Regions from separate parts of the Homo sapiens genome. Here region 2 is linked to region 1. Evidence: chromatin contacts called from ENCODE Hi-C or POLR2A ChIA-PET data. All regions are on one chromosome and are shown on one strand. The core of a region is the stretch at or near the end of the contact, and the rest is flanking DNA. Distances in the headings are between cores, read along the strand shown.

Region 1 (6,825 bases), core at 2,499-4,998:
CATCCCCGCTCATCTCAGGGTCACAAGATGGCTGCCGGTAACTCCTGGACTACATGCTCCCTGTTGATATGTGTTGACAAAGGAGTCACTCAAAGACTAGGAAACTTCCTTCCTGAAGTCCCCAGCAATGTCTGCTTGTTGACCTAATCCAGTCTCTGGCTAGGGGAAAGGAATAGGCTGATCGGCTTCCTCTGTATCATATACCTCAGTCCTGGCGTTGACCCTCAATGACCAACAGAGACCAGGGCCTGCAGGAAAGGGAAGGGGAAATGACGCTGGGAACGGACCGCATTCAAAGTTTAACTGCAGCAGCTTACAGGTTCTTGATGGCGGATTCCTCACAGACTTCCCAGAAACATTGCGCATGGCGGTTGAGAGAAAAGGGTCAGTGAGAGGGGAACGGAGAGAAAGAGAACAGAAATCACACTGTAGGCACACGTTGTCAGGATTTAGCAATAATTCTCTAACCAACCCAAAGTGTCCGTGGGTGGAAAGTTGAAAATCATGTCCTGACAAAGCTGGCTGAGTCATCCCTACCCTCCAAGGCCTTCTTCCTCCTCCCTATTTATAGGACACTCTTCCAAGCCGCTGAGAGCTTCACCCTCTATTTAATTTTTCTTATGTTTATCTGACACTCTAGCCGTGGGCTAGTACCTCCCCACACAATGAGGGGTGGATCCTCCCAGAAGAACCTCCTTTAGGAGACCACCATTGCACTTAGTTCTCAACAGTGAGGGGATTGGCCTGGGATGATCTTTAAGCAGTCTCAGCCTCATTTATTCGACTTCATTCATTCGTTCGTTCATTCACTCACTCATTTTGCAAGTATTTATTGAGTGCCTATCACGTGCCAAGCATTATTCTATGCACTGGGTTGACAGAATTAAATAAAACTCTCAAAGTCTCCATCAACGGGAGCTTTCATAATAGAGGAGAAGATAGGAATCAAAAAAATATATTTACACTATAAAGTTAGGAAATGATAAATGCTATGAAGAAAAATAAAACAGGATTAGGAGCAGAGAATGTGGGCGAGGGGTTATTGACTGTGTTAAGGTGGTAAGGGAGGTCCTTCCTGAGGAAGAACCAACACACACAACCTCACAGTGACAGAGAAGAATCCCTGAATAATTAATTCATTAACTGATTGAATAGACCCAGAGCTGGGGACTCCCTCAGCCCTTTTCCCAGAAGAAGGCCTGTTTAGTTCAGTCCAGATTAAGTATAAACTCTTTGGTCTCCAAAAGAGGGATGAAACAAGCCATTCTACCTTAAAATTGAAAGGGCAAAAATGCAGAGGAGTAAGTATATAAATACTAGCTTGCCTTTAAATTCTTTGCACATTTGCAGAGAGCTTTATGAGTGGAGGGGTGGTCCTTAGAGTAAATCTGCCTTTTGGCAAATGAGCATTTTCTCCAAATGGGCCCAGATGGACTATCTTCCCCTCACTCGAGGGCTGGTTGGTGACGCCCATGTGGATGCAGGGGATGAAAGCACCAATTTGACCCAGGCATTCTTTGACCTACATGTTTATGTGGGGATTAGGAGTAGAATGAGTTGTCACTGAAAATATGTGCTTTGTGTATTTAGAAGATAAGTATTTTTTTTTATTGCTAATTAGTGTTGGGCTCACACACATTTGTCATGTTGCTATGTCAGATTCATTTGTCCTTTCAAACCCAACTGCCTTAATTAATCTTTCTCCATCCACTCTCTGTTACAGTCCGGCTATAACTCAGACTGCTGGGCTCTACCCTAATGGGATTTCTACTCAGGAAACCTTGAATTTTAAAGCTAAATCTGGTGTTCAAGAACATCTCATTGGGTCCATCCAAGCCCTAGCGTCACCCTGCCATAGTGAACTCCTGAAATGGGGAAATAGGTGAATTGTCTTGCTCACATTTTCTAAGACTTGGCCTTGGTGTCATTTTTTTTCCATGAAGCATTTCCTAAATCCACCCAAGAATTGCAGAACCCTACTTTCTTGGCACTCACAGAAGAAAGACCTTTACCTGTAGATTTCAGTGTCTCTGTTTTAGTTGGAATTTTATTGCAAATGCTTGTGATATGGTTTGGCTTTGTGTCCTCACCCAAATCTCATCTTGAATTGTAAAACCCACGTGTCGAGGAAGGGACCTGGTGGGAGGTGATTGGATCATGGGGGAGGTCACCCTCATGCTGTTCTCGTGACAGTTGATAGTGAATGGGCTCACACCTGGCCAAGTACTTAATAATTTTATCAAATCTCATCCGACTTATATGTTTCTTAAAAGACAAGTGGAATCCAACCCCAATAGAAAAACCTAACTGACGGTAAATCTAGAAAATTCTGGTAAATCTGGTAAATGCTGGTAAATCTTAGAAAATTCTTTTTTTTTTTTTTTTGAGGCGGAGTCTCACTCTTTTGCCCAGGCTGGAGTGCAGTGGCGCAATCTTGGCTCACTGCAAGCAAGCTCCGCCTCCGGGGTTCACGCCATTCTCCTGCCTCAGCCTCCCAAGTAGCTGGGACAACAGGCGCCCACCACCACACCCGGCTAATTTTTTGTATTTTTAGTAGAGACGGGGTTTCACTGTGTTAGCCTGGATGGTCTCGATCTCCTGACCTCGTGATCCGCCTGCCTCGGCCTCCCAAAGTGCTGGGATTACAGGCGTGAGCCACCGCGCCCAGCCAAATCTTAGAAAATTCTGTCATTGATTTTATTTTTTCCTGAAAAGTGAAAAAAGACTCTGACTGCTCAATTTTAATAGCGGAGTATCTTTTGAAACAATAACGTGATAATAAATTTGCAGCTGCGTGTGGTGGCTCATGCCTGGAATCCAAGCAATTTGGGAGGCTGAGGTGGGAGGATTGCTTGAGCCCAGGAGTTTGAGACCAGCCTGGGCAACATAGGGAGACCCTGTCTCTATATTGAAAAAATTTTTATTTTAAATATAAAAAAAATAAGTAAGGGCTGGACTCAGTGGCTCATGCCTGTAATCCCAGGACTTTGGGAGGCAGAGGTGGGTGGGTTGCTTGAGTGCAGGAGTTCAAGACCAGCCTGGGCAACATGGTGAGACTCTGTCTCCACTAAAAATACAAAATAATTAGCCTGGTGTGGTAGCGCTTGCCTGTAATCCCAGCTACTCAGGAGGCTGAAGCAGGAGAATCACTTGAACCCAGGAGCTGAAGGTTGCAGTGAGCCTGGATTGCGCCACTGCATTCCAGCCTGGGTGGGTGACTCTGACTCTTTCTCCAAAAAAAGAAAGAAAAAAAGAAAGTATATTTGAGAAGTATTATCCTAACAAATAAGTATTCCAGTATAAGTGATATTCTGACCTTAAAAAATAATATCTCTTCTCTATATGGGCTCATAAAAAATAATAAAAATACTATGACATTTGTATATCATCTTACTACTTACATGGAACTACCATATTGATTCTATTATTTGACCCTGAAAAGTAATGTCAGAAGCAATTATTATAATTATAACCATTTAAATGATGAGGCAAGTGAGAATGAGTTAGATTGTTCCCAGGCGTGCATCTTATTGGTAGAAGAGTTGGTGGACAGGCCCAGATCTGCCTTCCAAAACCCCACATGTAGGCTGGGTGGGGTGGCTTATGCCTGTAATCCCAGCACTTTGGGAAGCTGAGGTCACTTGAGCCCAGGAGTTCAAGGCTGCAGTGAGCTATTATTGCAGCACTGCATTCCAGTCTGGGTGACTGAGTGAATGAGATCCTGTCTCTAAAAAAGGGAAGTGCGTGCATGCGCGTGTGTGTGTGTGTTGAGACAGGGTTTCACTCATGCCACCCAGGCTGGAGTGCAATGGCACCATCTCGACTCACTGCAACCTCTGCCTCTGAGGCTCAATGGATCCTCCAACCTCAGCCTTCCAAGTAGCTGGGACTACAGGCTCATGCCACTGTACCTAGCTAATTTTTGTATTTTTCATGGTGATGGAGTTTCGCCATGTTGTCCAGGCTGGTCTCAAACTCCTAAGCTCAAATGATTGGCCCACCTCTGCCTTCCAAAGTGCTGGGATTACAAGCATGAGCCACCACACCCGGCAAGCTTCAATTGTGCTTCCAGGGCTCTTAAAGTATCTGTAGACCCAAGATGTCTGGGGGTGGAGGTGTGTGAGGCAGGGCCAGGAGGTAGCACCTCTGATGGGCCATGGTGATAAGATTGAGACCAGGGGAGGAATTAGGCCACATGCTAGCCTCTGGTCTCTGGTTGACTTTTCTTGTTTCATTTGCCCACGGCTGGTTATCCCAACTGCCTCTGACAAAGATTTTTCAGCGACCATAATCAGGCTGATCCCACAAATAAGCTCAAGCTAAGAATAAATGCAGCGCTGGGGAACATGAACATGAACATGAGCATTAAAACCAGGATCATAGTCACCACAGGCCCATAGTTCCATATCTGAAATCCTTGGAGCCACATGGCTTTCAGGACTCAGGGTGTTACCTACCACTGCTGGTGGACTCTCCTGCAGTATTGTGCAATCAAGCATCTTACTATTTCTGAAGCCAAAGGATAGATATGCACATGGAATGAGACAATGTCTATAAATAGGCTCATGTCAGTTCAGGCCAGGTCAGGCCTTGACATGCAATGAGTTATGTAGTAAGTTGTGGTTTGGGGAGCTTCTTGAATTTCAGCATTGTGGATAAGGAATAATAGACCCTTATCCGTGTAATGCCATCGTCACGCCATTTTCTCCTCATTACTCATCTCAAAGACAAAACATCTTCTTGCTGGAGTTCACAATCGCTAGTGTTCGATTCCTTAGAAGGACATGTGATGTCATCATTCTTGGGATGCCTCTTAATATGGGAAGGCCCAGTTTTTGACCCTGAAGAATTACCTTTAGATGTTCAGCTTAGGGAAGTGTGGCAAATGAGCAAGTTCTCAAGAACGGTTGGAATTTTGTAGACTGAGGGGCCTGGGCGGAGTCCCTCCATGTGACAGCTGTGGCAAGAGCAGGTGTTCACTTTCTATAAGGGACGGATCAGGGAGACAGATGGACTGCAGCACAAGCTTTGTGCCGGGAAGTCATGATTTGAGCTGGGTGACAGGCTGCCAGGATTATAAAATGAAGGGTTTGGGTTACATGTCTTAAACAACAAAAAATCACTGAAAGTTTTTGGGCAGAGACTGATGGAATAAAAATGAGTCCTAAGCTGGGCATGGTGGCTCATGTCTGTAATCCCAATAATTTGGAAGGCTGAGGTGGGAGGATCTTGAGTCCAGCAGTTTCAGACCAGACTGGGCAACATAGTGAGACCCCATCTCTACAAAAAATAACAGGACATGATGGTGCATGCCTGTGGTCCCAGCTACTCAGGAGGCCGAGGTGGGAGGATCGCTTGAGCCTGGGAAGTTGAGGCTACAGTGAGCCACTACTTCACTCAGCCTGGGAAACAGAATAACACCCTGTCTCAAAAAAAAAAAAAAAAAAAAAAAGGCAGCCAGGCACAGTGCCTCACACCTGTAATCCCACGAATTTGGAAGGCCGATGTGGGCAGATCACCTAAGGTCAGGAGTTTGAGACCAGCCTGGCCAACATGGCGAAACCCCATCTCTACTAAAAATACAAAAATTAGCCAGGCATGGTGGCACATGCCTGTAATCCCAGCTACTCAGGAGGCTGAGGCACGAGAATTGCTTGAACCGGGATGTGGAGGTTGCAGTGAGCCAAGATTGGCCCACTGCACTCCAGCCTGGGCGACAGAGTGAGACTCTGTCTCAAAAGAAAAAAAAAAAAAAAAAAAAAGGAAACTGCTCACTGTTTGCTGAATTTAGCAACCTGGCCCAGCATTGGAAGCTCTGTTCTGCTTTGTCCTTTGCCTGAAATGCCCTTCCCGGGCTCCCTCCCGGGTGTGCTCCCATTCATCTTTCAGGACTCAGCTCAAATGTCACCTGCTTTGTGGAAGGTCTCCTTGGCCTCCCTGGGGAGCACTCACTGCTCCTTTCTCTATGCCTTTGCAGGCACCTGAGGGCACTTCTCTCATTTCACTGTGACTTCCTCCAGGGCAGGCTCTAAGTCTCTTGTTTTTTGACTGGCATGTGGCACAATTCTTGGCCCCCAAGAGTGCTAAGTAATTGTTAGCTGAATAAATGCCGCTGATATGTCTTCTATCATCTCTTAATATTTTCTCAGTTCCCTATTTTTTGTTTGTGTTTTAAAATGGATCATATCTATGTAATGGGAATGGTAAATCTCATGTGGGTTAAATTTTAGGACATAAGAGTTATCATCAGCTTCCAATAAAGAACCATGGATGGCTGGGTGTGGTGGCTCATGCCTGTAATCCCAGCATTCTGGGAGGCTGAGGTGGGCAGATCTCTTGAGGTCAGGAGTTTGAGACCAGTCTTGCCAACATGGCGAAACCCTGTCTCTACTAAAAATACAAAAGTTAGCTGGGCATGGTGGTGGGCACCTGTAATCCCAGCTACTTGGGAGGCTGAGGCAGGAGAATTGCTTGAACCTGGGAGGCAGAGGTTGCAGTGAGCTGGGATCGTGCCACTGCACTCCTGCCTGGGTGACAGAGTGAGATTCCACCTCAAAAAAAAAAAAAAAAAAAAAAGAAAGAAAGAAAGAAAGAAAAAAAAAAGAGAGAGACAGAAGACAAAAGGACACATAAATAAGAATACAATGTGAACACAAAGGCAGGGATTGGAGTGAGGCAGCTACAAGTCAAAACACTGACTGCCAATACCTACCAGAAGTTAGGAGACAGGCATGGAATGGATTCTCTATCAAAGCCTCCAGAAGGAACCAACCTTCCTGTCACCTTGATTTTGGACTTCCTGGCCTCCTGAACTGTGGGAATAGA
Region 2 (6,825 bases), core at 1,577-4,076, 46 kb before region 1:
AGGCTGAGGCAGGGTGGATTACCTGAGGTCAGGAGTTCAAGACCAGCCTGGCCAACATGGTGAGACCCCTGCCTCTACTAACAATACAAAAAAATTAGTTGGGCATGGTGGCGCACATCTGTAATCCCAGCTACTGTGGAGGCTGAGGCATGAGTATCACTTGAACCTGGGAGGCAGTATTACTTTGGGCTAAGGTTCTTTGATTTCTGGAAATGTTTCATAGCCCACGGTGGTCACAATTAAATGTGGTCAGAACTACATGGGGAGCCCAATATTATTCTAATTGCTGTGTGAATGAGGGCTGAAATCACAGCCCAGCCTGACAAATCCTCTTTGGTTTCAGGGACTTTAACAAATCTTTATAGATAAATGTGCGTGGCTCGCTCTCTCTCTCTTTTTTTTTTTTTTGGAGAGATGAAGATCTAGCTATGTGCCCAGGCTGGTCTCGAACTCCTGGCCTCAAGAGATCTGCCTGCCTCAGCCTCCCAAAGTGTTGAGATTATAGATATGAGCCACTATGGCTGGCCCTGGCCCAATAACATTTGCCCTTCCTTCCTTCCTTCCTTCCTTCCTTCCTTCCTTCCTTCCTTCCTTCCTTCCTTCCTTCCTCTCTCTCTCTCTCTGTCTGTCTCTCTCTCTCTTTCTTTCTGTCTGTCTTTCTTTCCTTTTTGAGACAGGGGCCTAGCTCTGTCACCAGGTGGTGTGATCATATCTCACTGTAGCCTCAACCTCATGGGCTGAAGCAATCCTCCCACCTCAGCTTCTTGAGTAGCTGGGACTACAGGTGCATGCTCTGCACTCAGCTAATTTTTGTATTTTTAGTAGACATGGGGTTTCATCATGTTGCCCAGGCTGGTCTCGAACTAATAATCTCAGGTGATCTGCCTGCCTTGACCTTCCAAGTGCTGGGATTATAGACATGAACCACTGAGCCCAAAAACATTTCTAATATGAAGAAGTAGAGTCTAACCTAAATACACCTGTCTTTCACTATGAAAATATTGCTCATTTCTTTTTTTTGAACTCTTCAAACATTTTTGCTTGCCCAGTTGGGAATTCTCAGTATATGTATATTTACTAGTTTTACTCTCAAATTGCATAACACATTAGTAAAATTAATGTAATTTTTTTTTTACAGAATATAATAGAATACAGTAAATAAAATAGAGGTCTAACTCTGCCCTTTCTGGGTCTCAATGGGTCATCTTGCACACAGTCTGGGGTTTAAGAACCCTACTTTGGAAACTATTGCATCATGCTTCTTCCATTGGAAAGATGCAAAATCCCAAGAATGGAATTTGTTCTTCTCTTATTAGTGGTAGGGCAGAATTATTATTACAGTCAAAACTGTCCATCTACTTACACCAAAACCTACAACAAAGTTTTGGCAATACTGTAATATTGTATGAGAATGATCCACAGCTGGGTTTTTCTTCCCAGATGAGCAGGACACTGGCACAGGGACAAGATGTTGACGACATAGACTGTTTTCATTGTGTTTTTCTGTGTAAACTCATTTACTGTCATTAGTAATCATCACTGTATGAGAACTTCCAGGCTGGCAATGTTACAAACAGTAAGGCACAGAAGACTTTCTCTCAGGCTCTGTTTGATGGAAAACACACAAACCATGGGCCAAAATGGCAGGATCTGCTGGGCACAGTGGCTCAATCCTGTAATCCCAGCACTTTGGAAGGTTGGGTTGGGCGGATCACTTGAGGTTAGGAGTTTGAGACCAGCCTGACCAACATGGTGAAACCCCGTCTCTACTAAAAATACAAAAATTAGCCAGGCATGGTGGCAGGTGTCTGTAATCCCAGCTACTCAGGAAGGTGAGACATGAGAATCACTTGAACCCAGGAGGCGGAGGTTGCAGTGAGCCAAGATCACGCCATTGCACTCCGGCCTGGACAACAGAGCAACACTCCATCTCAAAAAACAAAAAAAGGCTGGGTGTGATGGCTCATGTCTGTATTCTCAGCTCTTTGGGAGGGTGAGGTGGGTGGATCACTTGGTCAGGAGATTGAGACCATCCTGCCTAACATGGTGAAACCCTGCCTCTACTAAAAATACAAAAAAAAATTAGCCAGGCGTAGTGGCAGAAGCCTGTAGTCCCAGCTACTCAGGAGACTGAGGCAGGAGAATGGCGTGAAACTAGGAGGTGGAGCTTGCAGTGAGCTGAGATCGCGCCACTGCACTCCAGCCTGGGAGACAGAGCGAGACTCCATCTCAAAACAAAAACAAAACAAAACAAAAAACCAAAATGGCAGGATCGAGGTATATGTGAGTTACTAGCAAGACACTGAATACATAATTCCCACACAGAAGAAGATATTGAAACCTTTGTGTATTATGCCTGACATTAATTATTTGTGCTTTAAAAATATGTGTGTGTGTATATATGTATACATATACGTATACATGAATACGTACACGTATACATGAATACGTACACGTATACATGAATACGTACACGTATACATGAATATCTATACCTATACGTATACATGTATATCTATACCTATACGTATACATGTATATCTATACCTATACGTATACATGTATACACATACATATATGTGTATACACATATATGTACATGTGTATATATACACACACATATTTGTGTATACATACATATACACATGTGTATACATATATATGTATATGTGTATATGTATATACACACACATATTTTTACATACATATATATATGACTTTCCTAGGAATGTTAGATTTCGGAAGTTTCTAGATGCAGCCCTCAGCAGGCAGACCTCCCCAGACCAGGACAGGATGTGCTTAGATGGCGAGTTACACAACTGGAAGTGGCCTCTCTCTGCTGCTCCCTGTGTGTTGCAAGGATTAGTTTAATTAGAGCCTGTGCTTGTACAGCACTTTGACATTCTCAGACAAAAAGTGCTAGATGAGCACAAAATTTTATAACTGTAATGGAATCCAAGCAAATAGCATTGTAATAAATGGGTCTTGCTGCTGATACTGCATTTAAGAGTCCCCTCTTTATAATTGCATGTTTACTCTATGTGATGAACTGAGGTGATTAATAACAATGATAATAATTACTCCTACAGCATTTTATGCTTTCAAAGGGCTTTACAACTTGTTTATTATTAATCTTTAATCTTCCCAGTTGCTGCTCTGCTAAGTCAGTGTTGTTTTTGTTTTTAAAATTTTCATAGAAATGGAGAAATCAGAGGACTAGAGAGCGGGGCTGAGGTTTTGAAGTTCCCACGGCAAGTCAATGTGAGGAGCTGCTGGATTTTGATTTGGAAAGGAGAGATGTTGAATGAGCTGGAAGAGAGGGTGAGGCAGGTCGGGGAGAAGACAGGTGGAGCTCACCGTGGTAACCTTGCAGGGTTCGGTGGCAGATTGCTATGATCTGGGTGTGAGGAACCAAAGCAAGGGTGCTTGGCGAGTCTAAAGCAAAGGCAACTTGATGCAGAATGCGTAGGTGGAGGTTCCCACCTCAACACCCGCTCTGCTTAGGCCGGGTGCTCCAGTGGCATTTGTGCTATCGCCTGCGTTCATTCAGCTGGTACTTAACACCTGGTCAAGGTTGATCAAGGGGAGTAGGGCTTTGTGTCACAGCTAATTGGGTGCTATAAGGAAAAGACCCCCAAACTGTAGTGTAAGCAACTGGCATTGCATAATCAGCTGCTTCGAATACCCACTGGGGGATTAGACTGCGATAAGCAAGTGCTGTAGGTATCTGCGAGACAAGCAGTGTGTCAATTACACTGTGGATGGCCAGATTTATGTGCTTTTTGGCAGTGCTGCTGAACTATTAATCATATCTCATGAACAGGCCCCATGTAAACCAATAGCAAATGGCACATCTTAAGGAGCATCCCAGCAAAAAATGTCCCATTTCCCTTATATCTTCTGCTGATGTCTAAGGTACTGAAAATGAGAATGAATACACAGAGCCATCAAGCAATAATCAAGAGCCAAGCTACCCTTCCCCCCTTCCTTCCTTCCTTCCTTCCTTCCTTCCTTCCTTCCCTCCTTCCCTCCTTCCTTTCTCACTTCCTTTCTTTTGAAAAATAAAAACCTAATCATGTTTTCTGAGCCAGCGAGACCGGATTTCCAATCAGCATCTGGAAATGGCATATTTCACATAAAAACACACCCGTTAAACATTTTCTTTTAATGACAAAGTGAGGATTTCATGACTTTCCTCTACTTTTATTTCATGGTGGTTTAGATGGGCCATCCATATAGATTTCTTATTCCTTGCTAAGTTACATATCTCCTGAAGTGCGATACATCTACTGTCATAATTAAATGTCGTCAAGCTGATGTGTATGAGTGTTTTGAGCGTTATCACTAATTGCTGTGTTAGCATGAATTAGACAGTAAAGTAATTAGAGGCCCAAATGCAGCTGTGTCCTATGTGGTGCAGTTTCTGGGTTGGGCTGTGTGTTTGTGTCTGTGTGAGTGAGGGTGCGGTTGTGTGAACCAGCTCTGTACTCTTCCCCTTATACCTGGATTATCTCAAGGTGCTTGCTAGTCTCTCTTGTTTGTGCGGAAGTCTCTGAAATGATGTCCGGAATGGAAGCCATTGTCTGCAAGAGAGAGTCCAGGTTTCTTTAAATAAGCAATTTTCTGTAATCAGTCAGCAGGGAAAGCTTCACTCTCCAGACTAGCATTAATGGAAGACAGGTTTTAGAGTTTAGAAAAAGCATGTTTATCTTCAAGACAGATTAGTTGGGGTTGGGGTATATAAGTGTGTGGTGAGAGGGGCTGGGAGTTTTGTAAAGAAAATGGGAAGACATTTGTTTTTGTTTTTAGCCCAAGATCTTTTCTAATCTTCCCACATTTGTCAAACCCATAAGGACTCGTTCTGCTGATCGTGTGATGACTGGTCTGGACTTTTCCTCCACCTCCTCTCCCCAGTTCCCCACCCCAACTCCTCCCTGCTTTAGTACTAAACAGGAGTCAGAGGAGAGGCCAGCAAAACTCATGTTCTGGCTTCTGGCTGTCACAGTTCTCCCCATGAAGCTAAAGGCACATGACCAAGTCTTCATCACTGTGGCCTTGGGTTCAAGGGAGCCCCTGTGACCCTCCCCGGCCTCTCTCCACCCCAGGGCTCTCTGGGCATTCCCCTAGTCATCCACGCCTTTTCTTTTTAGGGTGTAACTGTATCCACGATGCAGCTGATTTTAATCTCTATGGGTTTCTGCATCATGGAGCTGAGGAAGACAGCGTAACCGCCTCAGAAAAAAGTCTGTCCTCGGATAACTTATCTGACAGAGAAGCGATTACCACCTGCTTGATTTCTCAGGCAATTTTAATTCACTGCTGCTTGGCGATAGGGATTCGAAAGAGAGAGAGAGGGAGAGTGAGAATCCTTCACTCTATTGAGTTACTCCATAAGCTGTTTCCACAGCTCCAAGATATACTGTGTGCCCGGCCTGTATCTGTTTTATTCATCCAGATTTAAAAAATAGATGTGATGGATTTATGTGTGTGCCCTGCTAATGTGTAAGCAGCTTTCACGGTAGTTTTAGCTCTTGTCCTTGAAGGACTGGCATGGCCCCTGGAGTTGCTCCTCTCCTGTGATAGAAACAGGAAAATGAGAAAGACTCTGCTTCTGTCTGGCGGTTTTGACAAACCTGGTCAAATTCCCATTCCCAGAGGTGCCTTGTGCCCATTAGGAAGCTGATTGCTTACGGGAGAGCCTTTGAATTCCAACAGAGACAAGATCAAGGCCTAATGTGCCACATGTACGTGGGTCTCCCTTTCCTTGACCAACAGATTTTGACAGAATGGCTTGTCAACAAATAGGCCTGGGGTAAGAAGATAAAGAGTTGTCATTTAGAAATAAACACTATCATTTCTCTTCACAATTCGTAACTGCTTTTTCAACTTTTTCCTTCCATCCTCCCTCCTCCTCCTGAATCCCTACATTTTGCATGCCACCAAAATGCTCGTACAGCCTCATCTGGAAGCCTCACTCACTGGTTCTTGCTCCTGGTGGGAGCCTGTGGCTTTTTACCTTCCAAAACATCTCCCTCCTGCTTTTAAAAAAAAGTCTGGTTGGGTGTGGTGGCTCACACCTGTAATCCCAGCACTTTGGGAGGCTGAGATGGGAGGATCACTTGAAGTCAGGAGTTCAAGACCAGCCTGGCAAATATGGTGAAACTCTGTCTCTACTAAAAATACAAAAATTAGCTGGGTGTAGTGGCAGGTGCCTGAGTCCCAGCCACTTGGAAGGCTGAGGCAGGAGAATCACTTGAATCTGGGAGGTGGAGGTTGCAGTAAGCCTAGATCACACCACTGCACTCCAGCCTGGGTGACAGAGCGAGACTCCATCTCGAAAAAAAAAAAAAATTCCTAAGCACATCTGAGGCAAATCAAATGATGCGTATCTCTAAAATGGGCAAGAGTTACCTTTAATTCCTCCCTGTTTTTGCTTGATGGGTTATGTTCACCATTCCTTGTATATTTGGTAATTTTTAATTTAAATCATTTATATTTAATACAATTTTATGAAGTCTTCACTTGGCTCTTCATCTTTCAGGTCTCAGTGTGGTTCCTATATGCTCTTGTATTATTCTGTACTCCTCCAATTAGAGTACTTACCACTTTGTGCTGTTATTGACTGTTTTCCTATCTATATCCTCCATATGATTACAAGCTTCACAAGGGCAGGGGTGCGCCTATCTTGTTCATCATTGCATGCCATTCTCTCGCATTAGGCTTGGTGCAAAAAAGATGCTCAGTAAATATTTGTTGAATGAATGCATGAAGGAATGTGTAGTTTGCTATGTATATGATACTGTGCCAAGTTACTGCAAGACTGAC

What was found. A loop is a pair of places that touch in the nucleus more often than their neighbours do. ChIA-PET counts read pairs that join two places held with the same protein, here RNA polymerase II (POLR2A). Pooled maps may share reads with other maps.
Region 2: a loop to region 1 is called in a map of endothelial cell of hepatic sinusoid, with 5 times the contacts of the local background. The contact joins two enhancer-like sites. A Hi-C loop is called at or near these places in 2 of 168 maps with a recorded cell type or tissue (endothelial cell of hepatic sinusoid and heart right ventricle) and 1 of 50 pooled maps. POLR2A ChIA-PET finds 5 or more read pairs at or near these places in 5 of 52 experiments (AG04450, H1, HEK293 and 2 more).

The regions. Positions count from the first base shown.
Region 1 is chr6:15,060,528-15,067,352 of GRCh38, reverse strand. No RefSeq gene overlaps it. Among named protein-coding and RNA genes, the nearest start is that of JARID2-DT, 180 kb to the left of the region's middle. RefSeq lists an enhancer at 1-1,105. Within about 2 kb of position 3,748, at least 6 of the 41 ENCODE cell types and tissues checked have a DNase peak (open chromatin) inside an H3K27ac peak, as active enhancers do.
Region 2 is chr6:15,105,577-15,112,401 of GRCh38, reverse strand. No RefSeq gene overlaps it. Among named protein-coding and RNA genes, the nearest start is that of JARID2-DT, 140 kb to the left of the region's middle. Within about 2 kb of position 2,826, at least 2 of the 41 ENCODE cell types and tissues checked have a DNase peak (open chromatin) inside an H3K27ac peak, as active enhancers do.